Regions from separate parts of the Homo sapiens genome. Here region 2 is linked to region 1. A link is an interaction called in ENCODE POLR2A ChIA-PET data of the cell type or tissue named here. Cell type or tissue: PC-9. All regions are shown on one strand. Links, peaks and the distances in the headings refer to the core of each region. The heading gives the core; the rest is flanking DNA.

Region 1 (10,242 bases), core at 659-8,658:
ACAGAGGAAAAATATAACTAAGAGCCTATTGTATTATTCGACATGAACTCCTCGAGATAAATACAATCTTGAAGCTCCTTCTAACTTTAGAAACCTGTGATTTCTTGCATAGTTTGGCTAGTTGAGTTTTGTACTGTAAGTTCCACCGGTCAGCTTCTCAGCCAGACTTGGGTAATTTATGTCCAGGGTGACAGGAAGCACTGAGGAAAGAGCGTTCTCATCAGTGGTGATGTAATAATATGTACACCAAACCCTCATGACACATGTTTATCTATGTCACAAACCTTCACATGTACCCCTAAACCTAAAATTAAAATTAGAAAAAAAAGAGTCTCTTTCTCAGACCCTTCCAAACCAACATGTGTGAAACATAGTGAGTTGTCCTTTTAAACTTTTATCATATCATGTAAAGGTGATGTACTCCACAAGTGGCAGGTATTTACTGAGTGCCTGTCATGTCAGGCATCTGGGAGAGACTAGGGTGAAGCCAGGCACAAAACCACACATTCAACAGTGAATTGCATGCATGATGTATTACCATTATTATAGTGAGTATGATGAAGAACAGGATGTTTTGAGAGCATATAACAGGATCTCACCTGAGTTGGCAATTGGGGAAGGTTTCTGAGGCAGGGCAGTGAAGCCAAGAGGAAGGACCTGTAGGAGAACCTTTGGTGAAGAGGAGGGATGGGCTTTTCCAGCAGGGGGAATGGCATTGGGATGTTCCCATGTCTGAAGGGGACAAGGAGTTGGGAGGAACTGACAAAAGACCACTGAGGCCTGAGGTGTGGAGGCAGGTGCTGCATGGGCAGTTGGAGAGGGAAGATGTGAGATTACTCTGAGAAGTAGAAAGGGAGCTAGGAAGGCATTGAAAACTTTTAAGCATGGCGGTGTCTGGGCTAGATATGTATTAAAAACAATACTCTGGGCCAGGTGCGGTGGCTCACACCTGTAATCCCAGCACTTTAGGAGGCTGAGGCAGGAGGATTGTTTGAGCCCTGGAGTTTGAGACCAGCTTGAGCATAACAGAGAGACCCTGTGGTGTGCACCTGTAGTCCCAGCCACTCGGGATGCTGGGAAGATCCTTTGTGACCAGGAGTTGAAGGCTGCAGTGAGCTGTGACCATGCTCCTACATACAGTGAGTATGACTGTACTCCTGGGTGACAAAATAAGACCCCATCTCAAAATAAACAAATGATACTCTAAATGCAACATATGGAATGGATTTTGGGAGCAGTGGTGGAGTGGGAGACCAGTTACAAGGCTAACTGAATAGCCTTTTAACCAGTTAAAAGGCTAACAAATACCAAAGGCAAAAAGTGATGGGGTGGTGGTGGGGGACAGAAGTTGAGTTGAGAACAAAATTAAGAGGTGGAATTAACAAAAAAGTTTATGGAGGATAAAGAATATAATTTATAGATGCTGATAAATACAGAGGTAGCTGTACTAAAAAAAAAACCTAAAGTATTTGTTAAAAAACAAAAGACAAAACCACCAACTAAAACAACCAACTAATCAACCTAAGATTAAATTAAAACCAAGACCCAGGTCTGGAAAAAAAAAAAAAGATCAGCTTTAACAAGTGAATACATGGTATTTTTAAAAACACGATTATTCCTTCAAAATAGTGCCTACAGTGTCTTTCAAAAAGTTGCCTTTCTCTTTTTCAAATCGTGTAAGATGTGTCATATAAGATTTGGGTGTTTTCCCTTTGCCGATGGTTGGAGAGTGGTGATGTGTCTTGCGAAATTAAACCACAGAGAACGTCGATTTGAAACTTTCGGAGTTTCGGAGAAACTGGCCCTAGCTCAGCTGCCAGTGACCAGTGAGATGGATTCAGAATGTTGTCCTAGTGAGGGTGCTCAGTGACAACGCAGGTCAGAGGCAGGGCCGGCTGCGACTCCACAGACAGACTCACAGCCACAGCGTCTACAATACACACAGCTGCTGCCTGGCTGCGTGACAAAGGTGTCTTGGCAGAAGCATTTTGGCTGTCTGAAATACAGCCTTTGCACAATCCTGAGACTATATTTTACAAGTTCATTTTCTAACATCCAGGCACGCTTTTATGGCATCTGGAGCATTTTGCTGAATGACTTGGTAGTGCACTGCTGACCAGACAGCACATTTCCAGATTTAGATTATAAGAGAAAAACAGCAAGTGGTAAGTTCAGCTGCAGGTCAATGGATACTTATACTACAGTTCCCTCACTGAGCACTGGGCTACTTTATCCCATGGGGACCAATCCTGTAAAGTGTATTCAACAGAGATGGCCCTAGGTGTTTGCTTTTATGGTTGTTAGCCACATTCACACTGGGAATGTGCTGTTATCACATTGTAAACATTATTCTTAATATCAGAAAGAAAACTGGGGAGAGTGTCAAGAATTGGCATGCACAAACTGATAGAATTGCCAGTGGACGTTCTTATTTTCTGAGCATTTATGAGCTGCAGGAGGTAGGTGCAGTCTGTAAAACAAAGGTGGTGAGAAACATTAACCATTTTTTATTGATTTTATTTCAAACTGTGTACATCTTACACGTTTTAGGTTCTTTGTAATGTTGGGATAATTTGGAGGGGACATAATGATGTTCACTGACAAATAGCTTTCTGAAAAAGTCAGGAGTTCATACATTATCCTGCATTGATGAAAGACTTTCAGCCTTTCAAAGCATTATTAGACTTACTACTTAAAATTTTTGCCCAGCTTGTTCAATTTTACTCTTAAGAAGAAGGGAGGGTTAAAAAAATAGTAGTATTAAATATATGAAATCTTAATTTTAAATGATGGCTGTCATCAAGTGTGCCCTCAATGAGAACAAACATTTTTATACATTTGTACTAGAGATGCCCAGTATTGCTTGCTCACCCTCAGTCCCTGTTGTCTTTAATAATCGTGTTATATACAACACAATTTCACCCTGTCTGTTCCTTCAGCCTACCCCTGTTCCATACCTTCCCCAGCTATTAGACTTGGGTGGTCCCTTGACTTCACATCCAGAAATGTCTACAGCTCAGACTGACCAGTTACCAGGTTCTGTGTGCACTGGCCTACACAGATATTATGAGTCCTTCAGAATCAGAAGATGGGAAACTGAAGCCTATGCCAGCCAACCAAAAAGGTCATAGGTAGACTGATAGCTAAGGCAGCCATTTTGGTCATGTGCAAGGTATCAGTTGGTAAAGGGAAAAAAATGAAACTCACATGTAGAGAGAGATGTGATTAAAGAAAGAAAAGAAGTAAGTAACTGCCTGGGATCCTGATAGTTTCTGAGCCAGACCTAGGCCATTTATCTTTAAAATAAATCGACTTTTTCCTTGAGGTAACCTGAATGAGGCTCAATCTTTACAGCCAAAGAAAAATTATCCTTATCAGTGATGTCTGCCTGGTGGCTGGTGAATGGTAAAAACTGGCAGGAGAGACCAATCCGATGGGAAATCAAGTTCAGGTAGGAAATTTGGTTTTAAACCATAGAGAATATTTAAGATTGCTACTTCCTTATTCAGACCTGGTCACTGTGGAGCAATCATCATTACTCCCATTTATCCAAGGCATAGCTGTACATAAGTTTTGTCTCACCTTGGGTGAGATTTCCTTAAAATAAAATACTATAATCATAATGGCTTACTTATGCTTTGGCTTTCATAAAACAAAACAACAACTATGCAAAACCTACCTGTGTCCTCTGTGGTTGGATTGAAAAAAAAGGGGGTAGGTTGTGAAATTAAGCTGAGGACGTGACCATGTGTCTGATGACTAAGATGGAACCCATGTAGGAGTTGAGTCAGTAATAACATGCCTCTTGCTGCAGCTCAAGTTGCCTGCAAACCCCCACGCTTTTTAGCAAATATTATTTTGAATGTCAGAGTGCACAGAGCCGTTCTCTAGGGTTGGGCTAAATTTGACTCTGTGGGAGAATAAACCTAGAATTCCAAATGTGGTGATCCCAACAGAGTATGTGATGCAAGACCAATTTTCCACTTGTGCCGGGTGGGTTTGTTCAAATCTCACACAGAAATGAGAGATGCCAGACGGGGTGTTGACTTGCCCCAAACATAAGGTAGTAATTTAGGTTTTATTTTAAATAAGAATTAGAGTCTGGGTAATCCAAAATTTTAATTTAGAAAGGAGCCTGGGAGAATGGCAGAAGACAAGAGCTAGGCAGCCCTGTGAAGAAGGGTTAGGAGTGGAGCGATGAGGCCTCGTGTGCTTCAGTCCAGTTCTGGAAGAGCTGATTTGTAGTAAAAAAGAGGCAACTCTAAATCTGTGTCTTAGCATGGTTTTGTAGAAAAGCCTAAAGGTGATTCTGGGTGCTGTGATTTGAGGTAGTAGTTTCTTTCTTTAATGTGCAGATAATAGAGTAAACTTTAATGATTAAAGCATTATAAGCTGACTGCAGTGTTTAAACACTGACCCAGTTTCAGCAGTGACCTAATAAGGGTGGCCTGGGAGAAGGGGGGGCTCAGGGGCAGCTTGGAAGAAATAGGTCAAAAGGATTTCTCCCAGTTCTTCTCAGGCAGACACAATGGGACTTGGCATTCTTTGTGCAAAGCCTGGCGGTTGCATGAAGAATTTTCTCCTGAAATGCTCCTCTATGCAATTTACTCTTGGTTCAAGTCGATGCTTGTGATGCTGGGTCATTCTTTTGGTTTGAGGAGGATGTAGTGTATTCATTCAACAAATATTTATTGAGCACCTACTATATCTGAGGTACCATGTGGATGGCTAAGAATACAGTAGTGAATAAAACAGTGTCTGTTCTCATGGAGCTTACTTTCTAGTGGAGAAAAGCCTGAGTTCAAATCCTGACTCAATCAGTTATCAGCTTGGTGAGTTACTTAACCTTGGGTAAGTTAACCTGTCTGTCCCTTTGGTTTCCATATCTGTAAAATGGGATGACAAAATTGTACTTACCCCGTAAGACTGTCATGAGGATTAAATTGAGGCCACACATGTAAAGAGCTTACAACAATGAATGCTTTGTAGCAAGGACTTCATATAAACAATTACATGTCAAAGTGAGTGAATGAGCTTTAGTTGTCCAAAGATGGAAGAACAATGAAAACATTCATATGGAATTCTCATGGGTCTGGAATAAGCATTTAAGCAAGGCCTTCTACTGAATATGGCTATCAGGTGTGGAGTTCAAAATGTGTGAAAAACCAAGAGACCCAGAAACCCTCATTTAAGCAAACAGCCTTTGAAACAGAAGCCTGACTTTAGCTATCACATTCATATTCTTATGCCAAGAGAGATCCTGCATAGAATTAGTAGGTAATATTAAAACTTTGGTTTCTTTTAGGGAGGGAGATGTTACCCTTGTCCCAGTGGAAGACTTGTCATGTGAATTTGCTGGTAGCCTCCCTGGGGTTGTGAGACATTGACACCACATTATACTTTGCATGGGGAAGAGTGATTTGCTAACTCAGTTTTTATATGATATCCTGAGAAATCTGTGATTTCTCATCCTGCTGTCAACGTGCATTAGACTGTTGGAGCTGAACTGTCACTCCACCACCTTTCAGCTCAATTTCTTTATCTGTAAAACAAAAGAAGCTGAAAGAGTGACCTTCGGTTAAAGCCATAGGACCCTAGGAACCAGTCCTTCATAAATTTATGTCCACATAGCTGAGATACCTGCAATATTGCATCCCAGATATCAAAGCACACATATCTCACTTTAAGTTGATGCTTACTCATACCTGGAGTAGATGCTGATGGGTGTTGGTTCTGTTATGTCTATAGACATGATGCTCTTTAAATAGAAAGGCATTTGTTCATCCCAGATGCTTCAGTTTGTATGGTCTTCTCCCTTGAGATTTCCAAATATGGTTCTGGAGGAAATGGGTACATATTCTTTCTTTTTGGAGCAAAGGCTTTTTGGAACAAGGGCCATGTTGCTGATGAAAATGTTATATTGGGTCTCATGGCAATTCCTTTATTGCTTTCTTGACCCTGTGTCATTCAGGGAGTGTCAAAAACCACATGGTGCTTCTGAGACCTACAATTTTTGCATTTAGTTCTCTGATTTAGCTGACAGATGTTAAAACACAGATATAGCCAGATAACTCCCCAGTGACAACACAGATGCAAAAACTGAAAAGTGCAGTTACTCCAGCTTGGGGAGGGATTATATTGGATATTCAAAATTTTCCCTACTGAAGCCCTTACATTTTTCATGTGTTTCTGTTAGGCTAATGTGGCTTAGGTTAGAGGAAACTGAGTCTCTTTCCTTCTGGTTGATTCAATCATTCATATCCTCAAGAAAATGTGCCAATCTGGAGCTCAGGAGATCCTGAGAATATTAACAATAACAGCAGGCTCAAGTCTCTTTTATGGCTGGCAGGGCTCTGACAGAACAACTTTGGGTCTGAAGAGAAATAAAACAAAAAAGATCTGAGATCTGGAGGGAAATTTCATTGGGACTTACCCAGTCATTTTATGGATTAGGAAATACGAGGCCTACAGTGACTTTCTCGGGGTCACAGATAGGAGTAACAGAACCAGGGCTAGATCTAGGTCTCCTAACTTGCAATTGAGTCTTTCCCCATTGGTTCCTGGCCTCTCGTGTGTCCCCTGCATCTCCCTGAGGTTTACCCTTGAGATTGGTGTTGGGGACTGTGACACATGGTGGAGGCTGCAGTAGGGCCTCTGGCTCTCTCCAGTCTTGGGCGTGCCTCATCTCAGCCCATTGCCTTTGGGGAAATGCTAGCCACAAACATAGTGAGTTAAATTCTTGGACTATCAGATATAGCTCAGACTTTCAAGATGATAAATAAAGAAACTGAGGTTCAAAGAGGGAATGTGACTCGCTCAGCAATTCAGAAAATCAATTAACAAATAATTATGGAGCACTTAGGATGTGCCGGGCCTGTGGAAACTGCTGGTGGGTGGGTGGGTAGGTGGGGGCGGGGGGCGGCATTTGACTAAGAATAAGACAGACAGGTTCTTACCCTGGAAGAATTTACCATCCAGGAACAAGAGAGCAAACAGCCACAAGTGGGAGGAATATTTAGAAGCGAGGAGTCCCCTTGGAGAACTTGACCTGGTCTGACAATCAGGAGCAGACTCGAATCTTCTGTTCCCTCTGTCGAGATGCCTCGTCTCTCTAGGTCTTGCTGACTTGAATGTGTGTGGAGAGTTCAAAGCCAGGAAAGGATATGTTTGAGGTAACCTGCTTTCCTACCCTATTTAGATTTTAGGTTAATTTTAAAAATGTTTCCCTTTTGTATAAGATTATTTTGATGCTTTTAGACCCTATCATTACCCTATTATTTATTACACTGAAGAATCTATTTAAATATTGGCCTCACTACAGGCCACCCTCAAAGTGGGCCAGTTCTTAGGGCTCATAGGGGAACTATGACCCAGTGTACCCCTACAGAAAAGCCACTGTCTCCATGGCTTCTGGTTGCCTCTAGATAGAAATCTAAAAGCCCACTGATGAGTTTGTGACATTTAGCAATTGCCAACCTTTGCCTAGACTACCATCATGTGTCCTGGGAAGATGCCCCCTTCCTGATCCACAGACCTCTTTTCTCCATGTTGTATTTCTCGGGATTTGGAACTTTTCTAGATGACAGTTGTTTTTCTTGCTCAAAGGGAGGGTAGCATGCCTTTCTCTGAGCCATGTTCCCCCGCCCCCTTCCACTTAGAGCCTGCCTCTTTCTGACCAGCTCCACCTGCCCCTGCAGCAGCCCTACTGCCCTATGTACCAGCTGCAACTGGTTTTGTGTATGATTATGTATTTAAAACAATTTGTGTTCCTGTCTCTTTTCATTATGTCCATCCTCTCTACTCCTCTGGATTACAAGTGTCGTGAGAAGGGGGGTTGAGGCTCCTATTTCCTGTAGGGCTTAGATTACTGAGGCGCAGTTGGCTGGCGGCTGGGCAGACTGAACCCTGCTGTTCAAAGGCAGATGGGAGAGCCGGGGCGGGGGATCTGAGCCACCAGCCCAGTGGTCCAGAGCAGTTGTCTGAGGCAGGACACCAGGCTGCAACACTAATTTGCCATGTGACTCTATTTTATTTTATTTTATTTTTGAGACAGGGTCTTGCTCTGTCACCTAGGCTGGAGTGCAGTGGCGTGATCTCAACTCACTGCAACCTCCACCTCCTGGGTTCAAGCAATTCTCCTGCCTCAGCTTCCTAAGTAGCTAGGATTACAGGCATGCGCCAACGCGACCAGCTAATTTTTGTATTTCTAGTAGAAACGGGGTTTCACTATGTTGGCCAGGCTGGTTTTGAACTCCTGATCTCAAGCAATCTGCCTGCCTCAGCCTCCCAAAGTGCTGGGATTACAGGCGCAAGCCAGAGCGCCCAGCCGCCATGTGACTTTAGACTGGATTTCAGTTTCCTTGTCTAAGTGTCTCCTCATGTCGGGATCCTGTGGTGTGATGTCTGGGAGAGTACCCTGAACTTAGTACTTAAAGTATTAAGACTATGTCATAATGTCTCATTCTTAGACCCTGTCGAGTATGTGTAGGGCCGGAAAATGTCCTTCAGGCTTCTTTGAGTTGGGTCTGGATCCTGAACCACTAGGTTTTAATCCTTGTCCTCATCAGAGGGACAGACAGTATTGAGTGACCCAGGGGACAAAGTCAAAATGGCTGTGGGCACTGGCAAGAGAGGAGGCTCTCAAATAAGGAAACAATGGCATGAAAAAGTTTTAACATTATATATATATATATATATATAGTTAATACACATGCTTGTATGTTTTTGTGTATGTTCATGTGTGTATGTGTATGTATATAAAAGCATCAAAATTGATATATATCATAGGGAAAACCAAAACTTGGTAAGATTTCATTTTACCCGTTTTACAGTCTAAACCTTAAAACTGCTTGCAATTTTAATTATCAATGAGGAATGGACATAATAATCTGTTCAGTGCTCAGGGGCTCTGAAGCCCTTAAATTCTTGATGTAGGAACTCTCCCTCCAACCCAGAGTGCCAGGGTTTTGCTTGCCACCTCTTCTGATCTGTCCTTACCTTCTCCGTGTTTTCCATTGGTGAAGATACATCTATGTCTCAGCTCAAGCCCTGCTCCCATTGCATTGGAACAGTGTGTAGCTGTGCACACTGTCCACACTTAAGAAAGGGTGATGCCAGACTCAAAAAGCCTTGGGGAAGAGAAAGCTCATCCCCTTTAGATGAAAGAAATCCTGGAGTGAGGCCAGGTGGAATATTCTCAAGTCATTCCTGATGTGTCATTTGTCTACAGCAGAGCAAATTATGGCTGCCTTTTATGGGCATTTGAAAGGCCAAAGGCAGCGATCCACTCTGAGTATATACCCCAAAGAATTGAAAGCAGGGTCTTGAAGAGATATTTACATAGTCATGTTCACAGTAGCATTATTCACAATAGCCAAGAATGTTGATTGCAACCCAACCCAAATGTTCATTGACAGATGAGTGGATAAAATATGGTATGTACATATTCTATACATATGTCTACATTAGGCTAAATGAATTAGCCAGTCATAAAAAGATAAAAACTGTAGGATTCTAGTTGTATGAGGTACCTAGAGTAGTCAAATTCATAGAAACAGAAAGTGGAACAGTGATTGCTTGGGGTTGTGGGAAGGAGGAAATGGAGAGTTATTGCTTAATGGATGTGGAGTTTCAGCTTTGCAAGATAAAAAGAGTTCTGAAGATTGCACAACAGTGTGAGTGTACTTAACACTACCGAACTGTACACTTAAAAATGGTTAAGATGGTGAATTTTATGTTATATGTATTTTACCACAATTAAAAACAAACAAATCCTAATGCCCAGGCTGCACCACAGACCAATTAAATCAGAATCTCTGTGGGTGGCTTTCAGATATCCTTATTTTTTCAATTTCCCCAGGCTAAGCTAAGGTGGAGAACCACTGGACCAGAGGCAGGAAATGCAATCTTGAGGTGGTAGCTGTAAACCAGGGGTGAAATGAAAAGAATGGAATCACAGGGAATAAAACAAATTGGATGGTTTGGACAGTCAGTCTTCAGCGATAGATCAGATATGGAACGAAGGAAAGAAGAAGGAAAAAGAAAAATAATGGATCAAAGAAGTTTCCAAGGGCCTAGACTAAATTGTGGATTTATGGAAAAACTGAATGTTTATTGGTAGGTGTTGGGAGTGATTATTTATTTTAGTTTATGGTAATGCAGGTAGAAATTTCTTAGAGGCAGCTGGAAATTTTCATTGCCAAAATTATTCATGTATTTCCCTTGTAGAAGCCAGAGTTTCAT
Region 2 (10,242 bases), core at 889-8,888, 130 kb after region 1:
TGTGTAGTGACATAGCAAAACAAATTCAGGTCAGGATCCCTGACCTATGACTTGTTGACAGATTCACAGATCAGTGTGCTCATGTTTTGAAAACAAGCAACCTAGGCATGTAAGGCAAGATATCAGATATCTGAGAATCAACTTTTTGTTGCTAGTTTTATTTTTATATTGCACACCATCAAGTCCTAGAAAGGGCAAACACAAGAAGGCACCAAAGCTAAGTTCTGAATTTGGCCCAGGGACAAACATCCATGTAACGGCCATAGCAGCAGGGCCTGCAAACCTGATTTATTCCTCTGTCATCTCTCTAAATCACAATTTATGCTGATAAGGTGACCTAACTTGTTTAAAAGTGAAATGGAGAAGGTTGATGAAAATTTACTGCATCCCAGGTTTGTGGGTTGGACGCCTCCATTAGCAGCAGGACCACAGGAAAAAGGAGTGGGAGGAATACAGCCAGAAACAGGTTCTCACTCTGAACAAGATTAAGAGATGGAAGAGCTCATGAGATCATCTCACTGAACTCCCCACTTTACTGCCTGAAAGGCTTGGGAGAGGAGGGGCATGTCTGAATAATCTATTTTCTGATTTTTCTCTTTCTTCATTAGAAGTGATTTAGCTGATGACTTTCCTGCCATTTCTCTTGGGGAGATAGTCCTTAACACACACATGAAAGTCATCAGTATTAGGAAGTTTCTTCAGATGATTATTATTTTTTTCAGAGGATTTTATGGCATTAGTCTTCCTCCAACCACCGTGAAATCCTTTTTCTTCCCAGTTTCCTCTCCCATGATACCTATGAGTTATTATTCGTCATGTTAGTTTTCCAACCACTCAGCTAGGGCTCTTCTTTCTTTTCTGATTCATGGGCAGGTCAATCCTTTGAAAGGATTTGCCACACACATGATTCATCAATGGCTTTTGGTTTTCTGTTATTCATTTAGTTCTTGAGGGGTCCTAGAGCCTGTGACCAAATGACACACTTGATGGCTTCCTGAAGGAGCTTTCTCAAAAGCAATAGAATTTCCTTGCATATTTGAATCTGCTCTTGCAGCAGTTTGAAGCTGTGAGCCCAGCTCTGTGAAGCAGAAGGTTAGACATTACCACAGACTCCAAGGCTTGGAAACACTGCAGGACATTTTGTAAACAGAAGTGCAGCCTTAGGAACACATCTTCAGCATACGGGGGAAGTTCCAGCACATTTCACAAGAGGGAAAAGTAATGCAAGGAAAGGATAATTTCAGTCTTCTGTGTTGATTACCCTTCTCCTTGCCCTCTGTACAAGGGGGTTAGCAAGGGCAGCTGGTCGCAAGACTGCAGCTGTTCTTAATTGTTGATTTTAGCTTTGCAGTGGTCCCTTGTGGGAAAAGATGCCACATCTGTACCATGGAATGTACTTACAGGTGTTTGAGAGATGTTTTCTTTCCTACAAGTTACATGACACTCTGTAACAGACAAGCTATTAAGACATACCAGGCTGATGTCCAGAGACATGGGCTTAAATGGCTCCCTTCCTTTTCTCCATTCTTCTCATACATAGACCTGTGAAAAAGATCTGCTTTCTGCTTAAGCCAGGGAAGGGTGCATTTCTGACATTCTCTCTTTCTGTTCCCTGCAAATGGCCTGGATACATCAACAGCAAAAGAGAACATCAGGTTCAACTACTTTACAAACCTGCTCAAAGTAGGCTCAGGTTAAAATGGGTCCCTAGTTGAAAGCAATGTTAAAAAAATACAAAAACGAGCGTATGAGAAATATTAGCTTTTTCTTTTAAAAAATACAAAGGCTACTTGAGTAAAAATAAAATCTGTTTTTTGTTTGTTTGTTTTGTTTTGTTTTCTATGAGTGAAATGCTACAACTTGGGTTCTAGATTAGGGCAGGGCATGCATTCATGTTTGTTTTGTTGGTGTAACAATGGGTTTCGTTAAGTGGTTGTGGGTGTCTCATACGCAATAGGACACATTGAATGCATTGATATGAATGGATTAATACTAGTACAGTACTCGCTCCTCCTACCTCCCCACTCCCTTTAGGTTTGAGGCAGCTAAAGCTGCTTCTTCCCTGGACTCCACATCTATTCTGGCTCACCTGTGATTATCCCCCATGCCTACCCTGACAACCCACTCTCGACTATGCTTAGGATCAGCACCTAGACTCTCCTGGCCCTGTGCCTACTGTGGTGGACACATACCTGTGTCTCATGAGGGTGGGATGGGAAAGAAGACAGACCTTGCATATACTGGCTGAAGTGTTCACATGCATGTAATCAGTGTTCCTCGACCTCGGTAAGAAACCACAGGGCTGCCCAGTCCTGGTCCCTGCGTGTGTTCTTGCCTGCATCTTACAAATATTAGGAACAGGCCCACACTAGCATGCTATCTCTTTTGGTGTGTTACTTTCAAAAAAGGAAACAACATGAATTTTCATTAAAAATACAGGTAAATTTCTCACTCATTCTAAATCCTGAAGGCAGGTGCACAGAAAATTAGTCTCAATGGAAACAGAAAGTGAAATTGACCACTTTTATTTCTCCCTTTTAAGTAAATTACCTCCCTCAGCAGAGAATGTATTTATTCCAGAATTAATCTGAGCATTTGAAAGTTATTGACGTTTTAGAAAAGTATATCCAAAGGATTGATAGTGGCAAGCTGAACAGTATTTTAAAAACCCACAAAATGTGCCAAGGTCTGAAGGCCATTCAAGTTCAGGGTTGTGATAATAAGCATAACCGTAACTCTGAATTCTGTGAGTTCAATCAAATGCTTGGACTATACAATCAAGTAAAAAGCTTGACAGATTTTTTTATAGTGCACAGCTTAGTAAGAGCTCAGTAAATATTTACTATATTTAAAAAAATCCACCCAGTGTCTGGATGGGTTTGGTCACAGTAGTTCATCATGTAGCCCAAGATAGGGTAGCCCAAGTCAGCCTAAATCTCGTGGTGCTTCAGTGGCACTGAAAGCCAACCATAGCTTCCAAACCTGACGTAGATACTTTAATGTGATAAAGTGGAGCTAATTTTCCCATTTCATGTGTAAGTAGATGCAAGAGTGCACTCACCTCAATGTGGTTTGATTCCTATCCCGCAAAAGCACACTTCAGTCTCAGTATTCATGATGGTTTCAGTTCACTTATTGGTCATTGTCCCTTTGCTCTTTGGTTCTCTGGTCTCAGTGTAAGAATGCACACTGATTTCTGTTAGATTCTATCTGGGCAGAGGGGCGGGGATGGATTATCTTTCTGTGATTGTGTATGAGTTTGGGAGTGGATGAATAGAGGAGGAGTTATGTAGTGAGAAGATGGGTACACTCTGATGAGGGTCTCCAGTGGCGGCCCAAAGTGATTCATGAAGTAGTAGAAGCTGATTTTTGCTCTCTCCAGCCTTCTGCTTTCTAGCCTTAAAGCATCGTGGGTTTTTCCCCTCTCAGGACTCGATTCCCTACGGTGAAAACCCTAATTTATATTTTTTTCTGCTCTGTTCCTATGTGGAATTAACTCTCAGTGTTTTTCAAATTGTGAATCTTGACCCATTAGTAGTTGTTAAATTAATGGGTCAAGCCAGTAGTAAAAAATGAAGTCATATGAAATATATTAGGAAGTGTCAGAGCACATCTTAGGCAGTAGGGAAAGTATTGCTTCTGCAAAAACTTTTATTTCAATTGTACGTGTATGAGAGAGTACTGAACAGTACTGTAAAGGTTGTGATGAGAACAATTTGAAAAGCACTGACCTCAAGCAAGTTGTTAGAGGTGGATTTGTAGGTACACAACAGGCATCAGGAGGAAGGTTTAGGGGCAGGAGACCTCTTCTGTGTACCTCCCACTACCTCATGTCGGCAGCCATCTTCCCATTTGGCCTATATTAAGGTCATACCTATTGTTGTTGGTCCTTTATCCTTGCTTTGTGGAGGACCATCATGAAATCAAAATATTCTTCAGTGAATACTTTGCAGCTTGGAAGGTGCTTTTATTTACATTATCCCACTTGACTACGGATTCTACACACCAGATGCTAGGTTCATCCCAGAAGAGAGGCCGGGTCCAGCCCCCTGCCCCTAAGACCACCTCTAGTATGATCTTATCTAGCTTGTTTTTATGATGCAATGTTAATGCAGCCACTGCCCATAAGGGGACACATGAATCTGAAGGTATTTTCCATGCATGATTAACTTTTAAAGTTATGTTGTATTCCTTGGCCTAAGCAAGGTGTGACTGACCTTATGGCATCTGTAGTAGCCAAGGGTTGACATTAGAGAGGATGAAATAAGCAAGTGGTAATGGCTCTCAGGAATTATGGTAACAAGGAGAAGAGGATGGTTCTTCACTGCTAAGCAGCTTGACTAGGTGAGAGACAGCCAGCATCTTACTGCTTCCTGGCACATGGAGTGTTCCACTGAGAATCACAGGCAGACTCAGGCAACCAGCCACTTTTCAAATGGGCTGTCTTCTGTAGTGCTGTTCCACCACCATTCTGTGGGCCCAACTGTTGCCATTCTGGGGGATCTGCCATTGCTAGCTTAATTCCATTCACTTCAATTCAATTGCTGTTATGAAAGGCCTACTAGTGCTATTCCCCTGAGAATCTATAGAGACAGGGTAGAACTCTTGGATGAAAAGGTGAGGGCTTAGGACATCTGGTTAGTGGAACTTACTTATTTTTGGGCCTCTTTCATCAAGTAACACCAGCTGATGCCTAGGAGTGTGGGAGTCATATCGGCTTTGTTGTCGTCTGTTAGAAACTCTTCGTGTTCACAAAAAAAAAAAAAAAGCAGCCTTGGAGAAATCTTCAACCCAGAAGGAGTTAAGCTGTGTGTCTGCACAGCGCAGCTTTGTTCTGGCAAGGTCCCATCAGTTTAGGTCATTTCTGATGACTTCACTCTCCTGGTGACATCAGCCTCTAATCTCCTGAAGGTGAATTCATGTGCGATTGCTTCAAAATACTCACTCCCTGAGTTCCGAGCCATTCCCGTTGATATATGGACAGAGCTTGTCTTTCCCAGGCCACAGTCTGGTTTGTGCACTGCATTTGTGCTTACCGTATCATATTACCATGTGGACATTATGTCACTAACTGGCACAACCGGCTCAAAATGAAATATGCTTGCTGCAAGCAAAAACCCAAAAGCTAACATCAACTCTCCCCACCCCCTACCCCAGGTACAAAATAAAAGGGCTAGAGGGATGGCTGGACTAGATTTTGGTTTAATATGTTTCTAACTGTTCTCTCCCTCCTCTGCCTTTCTGTGGCCTGAATGTTGATAGTAACTTTATCATCCTTTTCAGTCCTTTATACCCACTAACTCTTGAAAATGTTTGGTCACTGATGGCACAAATTAAATGTAAGACTTTGGAATAATTTAGTTTAGCCTCTTCCTAAAATATCAAGTCTGTGAACTCAAGTAACCTTTTTACCTTCTAAGACCACTTTCTTTTCTTTGTCTTTCAAATGTCATAAAAGAATACAGAGTAGAAATGAAAGCAGCCTGGGCTTATTGGGTAGGTGCCAGGAATTAGCTTTGACAAAGATGGTGTTCTGTGCACTTGGCCCAAGCTGACAGGCATGCAGATGCCTCTAGAAATTGTGGGAGATGAACTGGAAGTATCCCCAGAGTTTGTCCAGTCTTAGGGTGGTGTAAGTACATTTTAGGCCCTTCTCCTGTTATCCACAGGCTGTGTTGACACCCTCTTGTGTCACCAGGGATTCAGAATGCCACAGTGCCTCCCTGACCACTATCATCCTCCTGCTGCCCCCACTCTGGGGCAGAAGAGGGTAGTCTGTCTACAGAGAAGCAGAGTCCCCACACCACTTCCAGGATCCCAAGCACCCATTTATTTTGATTAATAGCTCTTGGCAGTAGACAGTAGCTTCTGGAATACAGAACTGGCCGGGTACACACTGAGGTTTAAAATCACATCAAGAAAATAGCATACTAACACAGGATTGTTAAGGGGAGAAACTGGTGTTCAAACAATAAAATACTACTCTCACTGTTTATCTTTGTTTCATTTTGAAGGAAATAAAGAAATGAAACCTTACAAGTGTAGCAGCCCAGTTATCAAATAGTCATAGCCACAGACACTCAGTTTTGGGGTCAGCCCACAGACTATGGGGGTACTTTCTCTGCCTCTGCACAAAATAAATGTTGAGGCTCTCAATTTTTTGAGGACGGAAATAAAATCCCTGGATGCTTGCAAATATATTTTTTAATGCAGGGATAGCTAGGTTTTCTGAGTTTCAGTTCTGTTTCAGCTGGGGTGCGGGTGGGGGATGGCCTGCATCACAGGGGAAACTGGTGGAATCTTAGTCCAGGAGGCTGGCGCCATTACCATTCACATCAGCTCATGATATACAAAGGTACCAGACTTTTTTTTAAAGGCCCAGTATAAAGTAATCCAACTTTCTTTCTCCTGCTGTATATCCAAGGAGGTGGAAGTATTAAAGAACCCTTTTATACCTTCTCAATGCCATTCTCTTTCTTGGTTCATGCAGGAAAAAAAAAGAAAAAAAAAACACAGAAGACAGACTAGAGAAAAAAAAAACCCAAAAATCTAATTAAAATACAAAATTAATAAAACATTCTCATGTGCTCAAATCCTACATCTTCTCTTCTAACAGCATGGCTGTTATATATGCACCTGCTTACTCTCTTTCCCCAGTAAAGAAACAGCATCTCCTTACTCCAGAGGAATTGGAATTTCCCACTTCCCGACTTCTTGCTCCCTGCAAGCTACTTGAGGACCACAAAGGCTGAGCCTTCTTGTTTGACTGGGAAGACTGGAAGAGCTCTACCTTTCTAGCAGAGAAATGCCTCCTGTGGACAGTGGGCCATAGCCACACATGGGATAGAAGACGTGAGGGGTGTCTGACTTTTGGAAAGAGCTGAGCACTGGATGAGACTTATATTTTTCCCATGTGCCTTACTGGGGTTGTACCTGGAGAGGGAGTGCTTCTTTTCATTTCTGGAGGTAGAGTGCGATTTGCTTTTGCAGTTGGAGAGGCAAGGAAAAGCTGCCAGTGTCTGTAGCAAGCTAGGTAATTTGCGTATAACATCACTCCTTTGATGACGGCATCAATCGCTTTGCTTGACTGATTCTGCGAACTAGTGGGTTCTTTGATGAGTGTGCCTTGCCCTCAGTTTGCTGAGCACTCTTCCTCGGGGTGGGATCTCTAAGCCATAAACAAGGAGTATTTCCCCTCCAGTTTAAGATCACAGGTTGACTTCATCGTATCCACTGTCTCACCAGCTTTCTCCATTCGCCAGCCCAGCCCAAGGGCAGCACAGCCTTGAAGGCACCAAATAGGGAAAGCATGCCACTCCGTACCTCCTTCCTGACATCTTCTGCTTAGATTAGGCTCATGCCAGGGTCAGAGCCAGCTGCGCCATCACACCCGATGCAGCCTTGGGACGTGCTGGAGGTGTAGGGGAGAGGAAGGCTGCCCCCAAATGCTGATCTGCATGTGTGCATCCACCAAAGCATGTGATGGGAACACTCTTATCAGCAGATCTTTCATCCCAGCCCTGCCACCACTGCCGTGTGACCCTGAGCTAGGAGCCTACTCCACACAAGGTGTTTCTCGTTTGTCCTGAGACTCTAGCTCTGAAGGGAAAGAGTTCCTGTTGGGGCCATCGACCCCCATAGCCACTGGGATAAACACTGATGTAGTTGTTGCTCAACTAATGAGTGAAGGAACCAATACGGCCAAAAAATTTTTTGAAACGTGTGCCCTCCCTAGAAGGTCAGCTGGGGCCCCTGTTTTGCATGCACAGGCCTGCCCTGCCCTGCCACCCTACCAAGTTTCTTTGAGTTTGTAATTTGGTCTGAGACTAGAGATGTCATCTGATATGATATTCCCACCCAGGGAAAGTCACCTTGGGAGGAACTCTTGTTATCCCTGGTGCTCAGCAAAAGCCTGCTGGCTCCTTGAGTGCTGGGACACTCATGTCTCAACAAGGCACCGTCACTCTTGTGTCCCCGTGCCTAGAGCAGGGCCTGGCAGGCAGGCACTCAGGAACAACTTGATGAATTGAGTTGTTGAAGTCAGCTAAATCTTTCTGTACAGGTGCAAAACTTGCTGTTCAAAATAAATCCTAAACATGAAAACAGAAAGCTATAGACAAAATCCTAAGTTCCAGTGATCTCAGGGAGGCAAAACCTGTCATTCTTTGAAAGAACCTATTTGGATATGTATATGTTAATATATGTGTATGTATAAGTACACCTACATCTCTTCCATCTGACATGTTTTAATAGTGTGCTTATGGAGTGGGTTTCCGAAAAGAGCTAAGTCTAAAGGAGAGAACCTACAGTTTTCTCCCAAATGGGGGCATCTCACTATAGCATCATGGAGTTTGCTGTTTAACCTCTCTGTTAAGCAATTCAAGGAGTTACCTTCTATGGAGGTGGCTTCTCAGATTATTTTTTTCCTATAATATCCTCCTCCAGCTGCTTCTTGACAAAGAAGCACTTGTTTATTCACTCCACACAATTTTTTTTGCAAGTCTTTTCATTTTTGTTAATAAGTTTCATTTTCTATTTAGCTTTCTGACTCTGTGCTTGTGCCTTCAACACTTTCACAACGATTTTCTCTTCGTCGATAAGGAAAGCATGCTTGATCCTGTCATGAACACATTTAGCATACATGGAACCACCATAGGCCCTGCTGACATATTTCTTTGTTTTGGACAATCTCATAGGAATTTTAGGTCTTACAGCATGAACCCCTCAAAGTCTGCCTGGGCACATACCACATGTAGATTTTGGTGCTTTCCCAACCTTCTTGGTATAAAGGTAAATGATTCTATTACCAGGGGTTCCAGACAGCTTAGTTTTGTTAGAGGTTGTATTGTAGGAAAGCCTATGTTGGTGTGTCAAACGCAGGACCATTCTGAGTGCCTGCAGACAATGTCCCCGGAAGAGGAAGAAGAAAACCTTGCGAACCTTGCGAGGTCCTCCACATAATTTTTAATATTAAGATTGCTTGCTTATTTGTTTATTCTCTCTCTCTAGTCCCCCTCCCTGGACCCTCACCACCCTGCCCAGCACTAGGCACTAGGAGCACTCCATGAGGGCAGTGATTATGCCTTATTCCCCATTGAAACCTCAGCACCTTGTCCAATGCCTGGAACACAGAAAGATGCTTAATGTTGGTGTGCTTAATGAATGAATTGCTAGGAACAAATGACTTGTGAAAACACAGGGGTGCCTCTCCTGGCTTGGTTTATTACCCTGGATGCTGACAACCATCAGCACATGTGAAAAAACAATTTAAAATCAATTCTCTGGTGAATCAAGTTTTGGCAGTGGGTGATTGGTGTTTGGCCAATAGCCTCTCCTCGAAGGCATTATTCACACATAAGGCATAGAAGCCTGGCCGAGAGGTCTTCTTCTTTTTTTTTTTTTAACTTAGTATTGTAAAAAAAATTTTATTGTGGTAAAATACACATAAGATTTACAATCTTAACCCTTTTTAAGTGTACAGTTCAGTGGCATTAAGTATATTCACAGTGTTGTACAACCATCAGTCTCCAGAACTCATCTTCCCAAACAGAAACTCTGTACCCATGAAACACTAACTCCCCTCCTCCCTCCCCCAAACCCCTAGCAATGGCCATTCGACTTTCTGTCTCTATGAATTTGACTGCTCTAAGTACCTCTTATAAGTGGAATCACATGCTATTTGTCTTTTTGTGACTGTATTATTTCACTTAGCTTAATGTCCTTAAGATTCCTCTATGTTGCAGCATGAATCAGAACTCCCTTCCTTCTTAAGGCCAGATACTATTCCATTATCGGCATACCATACTTTGCTTATTTATTCATACATCCATGGACACTTGGGTTCTTCCACTTTTTGGTCATTGTGAATAATGCTGCTATGAAAATGTGTGTACAAATATCTGCTTTCAATTCTTTTGAGTATATACCTAGAAGTGGAATTACTGGATCATATAGTAGTTCTATCTTTAATTCTTTGAGGAACCTACATACTTTTTTCCATAGCGACTATACAGTTTCACATTGCTACCAATAGTGCAAAGAGTTCTGATTTCTTCACGTCCTCATCCACACTTTATTTTCTGGGTATTTTTTTTTTTTTTGGAAATAGCCCTCATAATGGGTGTGAGATAGTATCTCATTATGATTTTGATTTGTATTTTCCTAATGATTAGTGATGTTGAATATCCTTGCCATTTGTATATCTTTAGATAAACGTCTATATAAGTCCTTTGCCCATTTTTA

Evidence for each region. ChIA-PET counts read pairs that join two places held together with the same protein. Peaks named below come from ENCODE experiments on the same cell type or tissue, not always from the same donor. Only the 100,000 strongest peaks of a DNase experiment are listed, where the experiment ranks them.
Region 2: POLR2A ChIA-PET joins it to region 1 with 10 read pairs; 2 of 35 experiments call an interaction of 5 or more read pairs at or near these places.

Annotation. Positions count from the first base shown.
Region 1 is chr13:50,220,927-50,231,168 of GRCh38, forward strand. All of the region lies in intron 2 of DLEU1 (deleted in lymphocytic leukemia 1), which reads left to right. LOC124900337 (a long non-coding RNA gene) reads left to right here and starts at 1,912. Exons shown (of 2, transcript XR_007063796.1): 1 at 1,912-3,451; 2 at 6,979-10,242. In PC-9, for the core only: no CTCF peak of the experiment used is centred there; no DNase peak of the experiment used is centred there.
Region 2 is chr13:50,352,878-50,363,119 of GRCh38, forward strand. All of the region lies in intron 2 of DLEU1 (deleted in lymphocytic leukemia 1), which reads left to right. It also overlaps the pseudogene RPL34P26. Among named protein-coding and RNA genes, the nearest start is that of DLEU1-AS1, 170 kb to the right of the region's middle. In PC-9, for the core only: no CTCF peak of the experiment used is centred there; a DNase peak (open chromatin) is centred at 4,974; H3K4me3 peaks cover 412 bases; H3K27ac peaks cover 1,999 bases.